Regions from separate parts of the Homo sapiens genome. Here all the other regions are linked to region 1. A link is a contact called in ENCODE Hi-C or POLR2A ChIA-PET data. All regions are on one chromosome and are shown on one strand. Each heading gives the region's core, a stretch centred on a gene start or an enhancer-like site at or near the end of the contact. The rest is flanking DNA. Distances are from core to core; before and after follow the strand shown.

What was found. A loop is a pair of places that touch in the nucleus more often than their neighbours do. ChIA-PET counts read pairs that join two places held with the same protein, here RNA polymerase II (POLR2A). Pooled maps may share reads with other maps.
Region 2: a loop to region 1 is called in a pooled map, with 14 times the contacts of the local background. The contact joins the promoter of PPM1G here to the promoter of DNAJC27-AS1 in region 1. A Hi-C loop is called at or near these places in 1 of 37 single-sample maps with no recorded cell type and 4 of 50 pooled maps. POLR2A ChIA-PET finds 5 or more read pairs at or near these places in 1 of 52 experiments (activated T-cell).
Region 3: a loop to region 1 is called in a map of naive thymus-derived CD4-positive, alpha-beta T cell, with 31 times the contacts of the local background. The contact joins the promoter of AGBL5 here to the promoter of DNAJC27-AS1 in region 1. A Hi-C loop is called at or near these places in 2 of 168 maps with a recorded cell type or tissue (CD4-positive, alpha-beta memory T cell and naive thymus-derived CD4-positive, alpha-beta T cell) and 9 of 50 pooled maps.

The regions. Positions count from the first base shown.
Region 1 is chr2:24,970,598-24,973,642 of GRCh38, forward strand. DNAJC27-AS1 (DNAJC27 antisense RNA 1) reads left to right here and starts at 1,515. Exons shown (of 3, transcript NR_034113.1): 1 at 1,515-1,635. It overlaps DNAJC27 (DnaJ heat shock protein family (Hsp40) member C27), which reads right to left and starts at 1,358. Exons shown (of 7, transcript NM_016544.3): 1 at 1,221-1,358. The coding sequence starts at 1,307. RefSeq lists enhancers at 769-898, 852-1,370, 909-1,018, 1,279-1,388, 1,371-1,889 and 2 more and a silencer at 1,069-1,148.
Region 2 is chr2:27,407,948-27,410,992 of GRCh38, forward strand. PPM1G (protein phosphatase, Mg2+/Mn2+ dependent 1G) reads right to left here and starts at 1,644. Exons shown (of 10, transcript NM_177983.3): 1 at 1,356-1,644. The coding sequence starts at 1,475. RefSeq lists silencers at 1,125-1,204, 1,225-1,274, 1,345-1,534, 1,625-1,814.
Region 3 is chr2:27,050,031-27,053,075 of GRCh38, forward strand. It overlaps AGBL5 (AGBL carboxypeptidase 5), which reads left to right and starts at 1,638. Exons shown (of 15, transcript NM_021831.6): 1 at 1,638-1,763; 2 at 2,883-3,045. The coding sequence starts at 2,929. It overlaps TRY-GTA2-1 (tRNA-Tyr (anticodon GTA) 2-1), which reads left to right and starts at 752; the gene lies at 752-840. It overlaps TRA-AGC8-1 (tRNA-Ala (anticodon AGC) 8-1), which reads left to right and starts at 1,184; the gene lies at 1,184-1,256. AGBL5-AS1 (AGBL5 antisense RNA 1) reads right to left here and starts at 234. Exons shown (of 2, transcript NR_046730.1): 1 at 150-234. RefSeq lists silencers at 19-228, 931-1,225, 1,629-2,068, 2,089-2,138 and enhancers at 389-678, 849-1,078, 1,393-1,892.

The DNA of each region.
Region 1 (3,045 bases), core at 265-2,764:
GGGATTAAAGGCGTGCACCACCATGCCTGGCTAATTTTGCATTTTTAGTAGAGACAGGATTTCACTATGCTGGTCTTGAACTCCTGACCTCAAGTGATCCGCCCGCCTCGTCCTCCCAAAGTGCTGATGTATTACAGGCCTGAGCTAGCGTGCCCAGTCCCTAGAAAAAAAAAAACACCTCGTACACAGCTGACGTTCAAAAAAATGTTGACTTTCAGTGAATACTATGCTAGCACATACACACAAAAGTAGTACGGGATCATGCTACACAGAAATAAAAAACACTAAGTAAACATTTACTGAGCATCTCCTGGGTGCCAGGCACTGGACTAGGCACTGCCTTAACAGCTCTTTCGGAGTTGATTTTGAACGCATACAACGACGGAAAGAGCACCGCAGTGGGAATGTGAAGACTTAGGTTCTAATCTTTCCTCGGTCACTGATTTGATGACCTTGGGAAGTTCTTAACCAACAGATTCCACTTGCCCAAAAGGAAAGAATTTGAGTGAAGAGGAGGCCGTCTTGGAATTCATAAGGGAAAAGGCCTCAGGTTACCTCTGGCCTTCCCTCCCCACGTACTAAAGGAGAGTTTATAGCTGATGAACCACAGATGGGGCAGAGAGAAGGGCGGTGGAACTAACAGATATGGGGACACCACCAAAAATAAAACACAACGCAAAACAAAACAGCGCGGACCCCGGCCATCCCTTGCACCTCCCCTGTGAAACACGTCAACGTCAGTTACGCTCTCTCGTGACGGGAATGCAGAATCTGGGCTGCCGGGCACCATTTCGCGAACCCCAAATTCTCACACGCACCCCATAACGTTCCGCCGGCTCCCAGGCCCGGCTGGGGGAACTAAACTTTCATCCTCCATCTCCCGGTCCCGGACGGCCCCCTAGAACGCGGGCAAGGTATCTAGGCCGACGGCCCCTCATGGGGACCCAGGCCTTCTTACTCTTTTGGGGGTACATTCAAGGCTTAGAGGCCACCCCAGACACCATCTCCGGAAGAGTGACGTCGGAGGACGAGGGGGCAACGGAAAGGTCAAAAAGGTCGGGGAGTTTCGTTCGCGGAGCCGCACCCCTCGGCTGAGACCCGGGCCTGCTCGGGGGCGGAGAGGAGGCCGGGCCCCAGGCTGTTGAGTGGCCGCCCTTCCAGCCAATGGACACGTCGCCCCGCCACGCTGGGGCCCGCCCCTCCCGGCTCGCTGTACTCACTTTCCCCACTTCGGCGTTGCCCATGGAGATGACTTTGATGCGGAGAGACCTGCCGGGCTCCTTCCGCTTCGGCATGTTGGCCTCCATGGCCCTGGCTCTCTCGGGGCCACCCGCCTCGGTCTCTTCTTGTGCACCGCTGGCCCGTCCCTCAGGCCTCCTCGTCCAATGGCGGAGCCGCTGCTCTCGTCACCGCCTCGCCTCCGCTGCTCGCCATCCCCGCCGCTGCCTGGCAGCAGGCGCGGGCGGTTGGGAGCGTGGGGAGCCGGGGGAGGGAGACGGGAGTCTCGCGATGCTAGCGCGGGGCTGCTGACGTCATCTGCAGGCCCTGGAGACGCGACTGCAGTTACCGAGTTTCTAAGGCCTCGTCCCCTGACGGGAAGGCGGCGTTGGGGGGCGGCTGGGTTTACCCTTCGAGGTGAGCGCGTCCTTGTTTTCAGGGACGCCCGGACGGGAGGCGTTTGTTGCTTTCGCAGCCGAGTGGTGGAAATGTATTGGCTCTTCAGGGCGGGTCTGGTAGTGTCTCGTCCGTTTGGGAGTGTTTTTTTTTTTTTCTGGATTCTTTTTCGGTTCCATGGGCCGGGCTGCTGCTCCTCTTCCCCCTCCAATATTTTGTTCCCCTTGCTCGAGATCCCCGAGAGGCAGACCCCAAAGCCAGGAAAGTGGGGAGGTCGGAACCCTGGTTCTGGAAGAGGGCCTTGGGCAAGGCGTGAAGCGATTCTGAATCTGGTTCCTATTGTTTTTTATTTTAAATGGAGTTGTCTATTTGGAGTCAAGGCAAGAGTGTTTAGTCTTGGCCCTCCTATTACAGATCTCTGATGGATTTGTTGACTCCTCTGTGGGAGAAAGGCTTGGTCTACTGCAGGTGTTAACGCTAAGCCAGGCTGGAGCTGTGGACGTCAGTTTCCTCAGCTCCCCGCTGTTCGCTTCGAACGTGACCTCGACGTCTGCTCTCCCCTTCCCTTTAGCTGACAATGTGACAGTGCTTGAATAAAAGTCAGTCTGACAGGAACGGTAATTTTTTTTCAGTGAATATCTTCAGTTACAGAAGATAAATAGAACTTGACAATGATTATTTATAGTGCCCTGAAAAAAAATGGCTGCCAATTTCCCTGTATATTACAAAGACAAAAGTAGCATTGCTTCTTTTCTCACCTAACTTTAAACATCTTAAGGGAAGTGCATTACAGGAAGGCAATGAGCAAAGGCTCAACATTTCACAGTAAAGTCAGATTTTCCACATTTTAATTTTAAAATGTGTTTTTTAAACATTAAGTTTTTTTTAAGACAAGTTTATTCTGGATTGTTTTGATAATCAAATAATATAACTTAATTCACTGAAGCTTCTAAAATTATTTACAAATATGAAATATAAGTCCTGGTTAGAATTTGGATAGTTTTAAAGCTTAAAAGAATCCACATGCTAACTTCTCAGTATGATTTAATAAATCAAATTACTAAACATGTAATTTCTTCGACAGTTCACCTTTGGCCCTGTAATAGGGTAACTGGTATTGTGGAAGAATAATTATAAAATGTCAAATCTTCAGCTGTTATGATTGATTAAGTATGGTGCTGTTGAGACTAAGCAGTAAAACATGCCACAGATTTAAATTGATTACTATTTTTTTCATATTGATGGGGTTTTTTTTGTTTTTGTTTTTGTTTTTGAGACAGAGTTTCCCTCTTGTTGCCCAGGCTAGAGTGCAGTGGCACAATCTCTGCTCACTGCAACCCCTGTGTCCCGGGTTCAAGCAATTCACCTGCCTCAGCCACCCGAGTAGCTGGGATTACAGGCACCCACCGGTATACGCAGATAATTTTTGTA
Region 2 (3,045 bases), core at 394-2,893, 2.4 Mb after region 1:
GAGGCAGGAGAATTGCTCGAACCTGGGAGGCGGAGGTTGCGGTGAGCCGAGATCGCGCCATTGCATTCCAGCCTGGGCAACAAGAGCGAAATTCTGTCTCAAAAAAAAAAAAAGGGAGCCAAAGCAGATGAGATGAACTATAGGATACACTCCAATCCTGAAATTTTATACCTAATTATAAAATTGTTATTAAGGTCAGTTATGAATATAAAATTTGAATCGGAAAACAAAACATTTAAGTTCATACTGTCATTCCAGAGCTAACCACAGGGAGGAGCGAGGGATCTGAAACAATTCCCAAGGGAGACAGTATTTCGCTGTTACCTGAAGCCCACCCGGTAGGTGGAGAAACCCTCAATACCAGACAGAGTATTTCCCTGGCCCTTTTGCCTAGACTTCAGAATGCTCTTCACAAAGCCACGGTTAACCCGTCTTCCTCCCTTTCCTCCCTACCGCAGTTTTCCCTCTTCTCTTTTGTAGTTTCACATCAAGTTTTACCTAATACTACTACTTTCCCCCCAATATTTTTCTTTTCCCCTTTTGTCCAGAGTAAAATTTTCTAGAAAAGCCCTTTGTAGGTAGGTTGTGATGAAAAAAATTGATGAAATGACTTACAATCAAAGAAACTATAAACTACAATTACAGGCAAATGAGAATTACTGATTAAGTTTTAGAGAAATCCTAAGAGAGAAAGAAAACGAAGCATAATAAAAAGGAAAACCTAGGGACTGACATAATTCAAGTTTTCCGAAGTTAGTAAAAGGCCCTGAAAAGAGTGCAAATGAGTGACAACTCCTGGAGGTCGGGTCCAGCCTCTGAAATTAACATGCAAGAGCCCAAGGCCAGGCAACCAAAATGTGAAACAGACTCTGCCCGGGGTTCCTTTCACTGTCAAACTCCTAGCCAAAAGAGGCTTCCCACATCAGATATTTTAAATATTAAAATTTAAAAAGTTATTCACATCTATTCACCTCTCCCTTGAAAAACAAATGAATAAATAGCCCCTATTTGCGTCTTTACTCCCACACTAAACCTCACACCGTTGATGAGCCTGGAGGGCTAGGTTGGCACGAGAGGATGGCGCCAAAGCTCGGGGAGAGGGCGGTCAGTGGGCGGAAGGTGCCTCTTCCCACATGGCCGAGCCCTCGCCGCCACTGGCCACCGGCACACGGTCCCCAAGCATCGGGAGCTCCCTCTCGGCCCTGACCCCGCGGTCTCTGTCGCCCCGCAAACGGCCGCTGCGGCCGCAGGCTCCCAATTGGGACCCTTCCCAGGGGAGGACCCCATCCCCCGCTCTCTTTCTCCGTCAGATTCCCGCCCCGCAGCGGCCAGCCTATGGGCCCCTGCCTCCTCACCTCCATGGAGACGCGCCAGCCTTGCATGGCGGAGAAGCCGTAGGGCAGCGGCAGGCGCGGGGCGCCGACCCCGTCCCCGGAGCACTTCACCGTGTTGGGCTGGGAGAGGTAGGCACCCATGGCGGCGGCTGGCCGGCGGCCTCAGGTGCAGGAAAGCTGGGCGCGACCCGTGCCGGAGCCGAAGCCCCGGGGGTGCGCGCGGCAGGAGCAGGCCCCGCGGCGCGACCGACGCAAGGTGCCGGTGAAAGGCGCGAGGCCGGCCAGGAGGCGGTAACGGGACGGGAGCTGTGAGGGAGCGGAAGCGGAAACGGCGCCGCTCCAGACCCCGCCCGGCCTGCGCGGCGGGGCCAGGCGCTGCGGGCAGTCATTTCCTTAGCAACTCGCCCCGCCCGCAGGGACAACGGCCCGCCCAACGGCCGCTCCCGCGAGACTAGCGCGACCACGCCCACCAACGGCCGCCGTCCTACTCCGCTTCCTCGCGCAGGTGGCAGGTCGCCTCTGGCAGAACCTCTTCCTTCGTTCCCAGTCCCCAGCCTCTTGGCGTTTTGTCTGACGCCTCTTTTGTGTCGGACTCGACGCTTTCAGCCCGTCCTCCAGTGTTTTCATCCCCCTCTCCCCAACGTTGCACTCTCAGACTCCGCAAACCCCGCCCGATTTGGTTCAATTAAAGTTGACCAGTATTTGTTCCGAGCTTAGGAAGTACTTGGCCAGGCCATGCGAGGCCTATATGAGAAGAATGTGAGTCTTTTCTGAAAGCGAAGACCTCGATCTGTGATATAATTCGAGTTAATACAATGTAGAAATGTTTGGTACAGCCTATTCTGGGTGGGAAAAGCTCAAGGATGGGAGGAGGAGCTGTTTCTTGGAGGATTGAAAGGATGTAGGCTCTCAGAGAGGATGCCTCTGGATTGCATTATGCCACAGGAAAAGGGAATAATGTTATAAGGTTTGGAGGAGTGAGGGAAGAATGTGAACTGCATTTGGGGAGGATTTCTGAGGAAGCTGGCTGGACTCGGAGAATGATTGTAAGTGGTAATATTAACTAGCTAGCTTGATAAAAAGAAGCGCCAAGATGAGTGACTTGGACTTCATTGTCGTCCTGGTGTAACCTTTGGCATCGTTTGTCTAGTCTTTGTATGCAGTGTACATTGGAGGGAGAGAGTCTGGGGCACTGTTGTGTTGTTGTTTTTTGTTTGTTTTTGAGACAGAGTCTCGCTCTGTCGCCCAGGCTACAAGCTCCGCCTCCCGGGTTCACGCCATTCTCCTGCCTCAGCCTCCCGAGTAGCTGGGACTACAGGCGCCCGCCACCACGCCTGGCTAATTTTTTGTATTTTTAGTAGAGACGAGGTTTCACCGTGTTAGCCAGGATGGTCTCCATCTCCTGACCTCGTGATCCGCCCGCCTCGGCCTCCCAAAGTGTTGGGATTACAGGCGTGAGCCACCGCACCCCGCCTACTATTGTTTTTTTTTTAAGACAGAGTTTCGCTCTTGTTGCCCAGGCTGCAGTGCAGTGGCGCTATCTTGGCTCACTGCAACCTCCGCCTCCCAGGTTCAAGCGATTCTCCTGCCTCAGCCTCCCGAGTAGCTAGGATTCCACGCCTGGCTAATTTTTGTATTTTTAGTAGAGACGGGGTTTCACCATGTTGGCCAGGCTGGTCTCGAACTCCTGACCTCGTGATCTACCCGCCTC
Region 3 (3,045 bases), core at 388-2,887, 2.1 Mb after region 1:
CCGCGCGCCGCCCACCATCCCAGGTCTACCGCAGGGGAATCCCCCAGGCTTGCGAGCGCTTCCGAGGGCAGGAAAGCCTGTACTGCAGCCCCGCCGCCCTCTCCTGGCGCGTAGCCCTCTCCCCGAGCCCTCGGGCCACGCCGCCAGGCCCGCGATCCCAGGGCGGCCCGGGGGGTTCGGCACAGCCCGATAATGCGCCGCGCCGAAGCCTGCAGCACCCCGCGGTCGCCGTCTCTCTTGCACTGGTCAGGACGAATAGAGCCTGACAAAACCTGAGTTAATTGGCCGAGCGAATGTCGTTCGCGTCAGGAGAGCACGTCCGGAGAAGCCAAGGGAAATGTGGAGCAGGAGCAGCCAAAGTGGCCCATCGGCTCTCGAGCAGGGTTTGCGCGTCGCGGTCGCAAAGCCCCTGTGAGTGCAGGTACCGCGGCACAAGCGCTGCCCCGGAGCTCCAGGAGGCGGCGGCGGGCTCGGCGTTCGCGGTCCAGGAGAAACCACCGCGGGGTGTTGGGAACATTTTGTTAAAAAGCCGGGAAGCTCAGGGCCGGTGTGGCCTCCGTTCTGGCCTGAGAACCCGGACTTTGGGCAGCTTCTTTTCCTTGCCTTTGGGTCTCCGGCTTTCTCAGCTCTGTGAGGTCCCATGGGTCTCCTGCCCTGGCAGGTTCCTTCAGCTGGAGAAAGCGGGGGTCATGGCTGGATGAGGTTGCGGTAAGCATTAGAGGGCTATCAGCAGCATCTTATCGCAGCGGAGCCTTCGATAGCTCAGTTGGTAGAGCGGAGGACTGTAGTGGATAGGGCGTGGCAATCCTTAGGTCGCTGGTTCGATTCCGGCTCGAAGGACTTCGTCTGTAATTTTTAACCTCAATTTAATTCAATTATCCCATAAGGGGAAAGGCTTGGAGGCCTCCTGTGACTTAGCATTCGTACTGCCGTCAGTCCATAGGGAACACCGTAGTATGTAGTATACGGTAACGCTCTTTCTGCGTTCAATGTACATGTGGTAACGTGTTTTAGAATGTTTTCTGCTTAAGCACACGATTATATGCTTGATTTTTAGAATCTTGCACATGGATGCCACTGTATTGTACTCTGCTAAATAAATGTCCTGAACTGTGGTTGATCCACTGGTCAGTGAACAGTGCAGTGAACCTGTAAGGCAAAGGGAAAGAACTAAGCAGCAGGCGGGGGATTAGCTCAAATGGTAGAGCGCTCGCTTAGCATGCGAGAGGTAGCGGGATCGATGCCCGCATCCTCCACTCAGCTTTTGCGTCCGTCACACTACAGAACACAAAACGGGAGGGATTCCCGGCGCAGTGGGCTACGTGTTTCATTTTAGAGACACAAGACTGTTAAGCGATAAGGAGTTTCACACGATGTCTTTTTATTTCGCAGTTGAGTCCCAGTTTCTGCCGCTTTATCTTTCCCGCCTCCCGGCAGGCAGGCCGTTAACCGTCTTCCGGAAGACGCTGCTAGAACCCTCCGGCCGCTCCTGCCCGCCATCGTCCCCGAACGACACTCGCTCAGGTACCCACTAACGTGCGAGGAACCCTGAGAGCTGACCAATGGTAGCGAGCTTTACTGGGCGGGTCGCCAGCTGCAGCCACGGCCAATAGGCGAGAGACTTCTTGTTTCCTGGCAGAGCGGGGTCCCGGCACCGCGGCGCTCGGGTGTTTTTGGGGGCCCGGGTGGAGGGCCCGGGTGCCGGGGCCCAAGGTGCGGCCTCGCTAGCGGGAGAGGGAGCGGGATCACCGGCCCGGAGAGAGGTGAGGGGCTCTGCGCGGACTACGGGCCCCGCCAGCCCCGGCCCCGCCAGCCCCGGCCCCGCCCCCTTCTCTCAGCCCCTTGAGCCCGAGCCCCTCGAAGGCCACCCCGCACCCCGCTCCCGACCTGGCTTACGCGGTCCCGACCCCGCCCAGCTCCGTGGCCTCACCTCTGACTCCTAGGCCCTCCCTGCCTAATCCCCTGCCGCGGGAGCCCGTCTCGACCCCTTCCATGCCTCCCAGTCCCACCCTGCCCAGGGCAAGCCCGCTCGGTGTGACGGTTCCCCGCGAGTCGAGGGTGGAGAAGCCAGCCTCCTTCCCCCGAGTGGGACTCTAGCAGCCCACCTCTTTTAGGGGTGCTGAGAACACCCATTACTCATCCACAGCTACTAGGGTAGCTTTCTCAGGGTGCAGTGCTTACGGGGCGGAGGGGGATGGAAACAGACCCATGCCCTGGCTGGAAGGGAGCTCCAGTCGCTAGGTGAGCCCAGTAGCCTTTGGCTTGGCAGAGGCACCACTGTTATAGTTTTTCTCCATACTAGGCATAAGGTAGGAACAAAAAAGGAAGAACCAGCCCTTCCAGGGCTCAGGGGAGCAACACCAGAATGTCCGCTCAGTACTTGTGAGGACAGAGGCTGGAGAGAGGACTACCCATTTACACTCAGAACCTCGATTCCTCTCTCTGCTCTGTGCTGGAGAGTGCAGAGCCAGAGATCCAGAACGGCCCATCTCTAAAGGTGGCCATGTATGGTGGTGAGTGTATCTTGGCTAGGTTTGGAAAATCTGACCTCTCTGATTATATTCTCTAATCTTTGGGCTGCAAAGCAGCTGAGAGTTTAGTGTTTTTCAACATAGTTAAGCCACTGAGTTTTATTTGGGAACAGCCAAGCTAAAGTAAAATGGGGTCCCTTTAGGTCATTTACAACCCTTAGTGTTGGGGTACAGAATGCTGCTTTCTCTTGGCCTTTGCTGGAAGACCACTTCTATGTTTTCTAAGAGGGAGACAGCCTTTTGTTTCATAGGGCACTCCCTAAGAATAGCTCTTATTTATCAAGAGATACCCAGAAAACTCTTCGATTTGTCTTCCCTTTCCTCCTTAACCTAACCCTTGTTTTCCCCCAGCTCTCAGGGCCAGAGCGGGGCAGGAGGATGCTTTCCCAGCCCCACCATGGAGCTGCGCTGTGGGGGATTGCTGTTCAGTTCTCGCTTTGATTCAGGGAATCTAGCCCACGTGGAGAAGGTGGAATCTTTGTCCAGTGATGGGGAAGGGGTAGGAGGTGGGGCG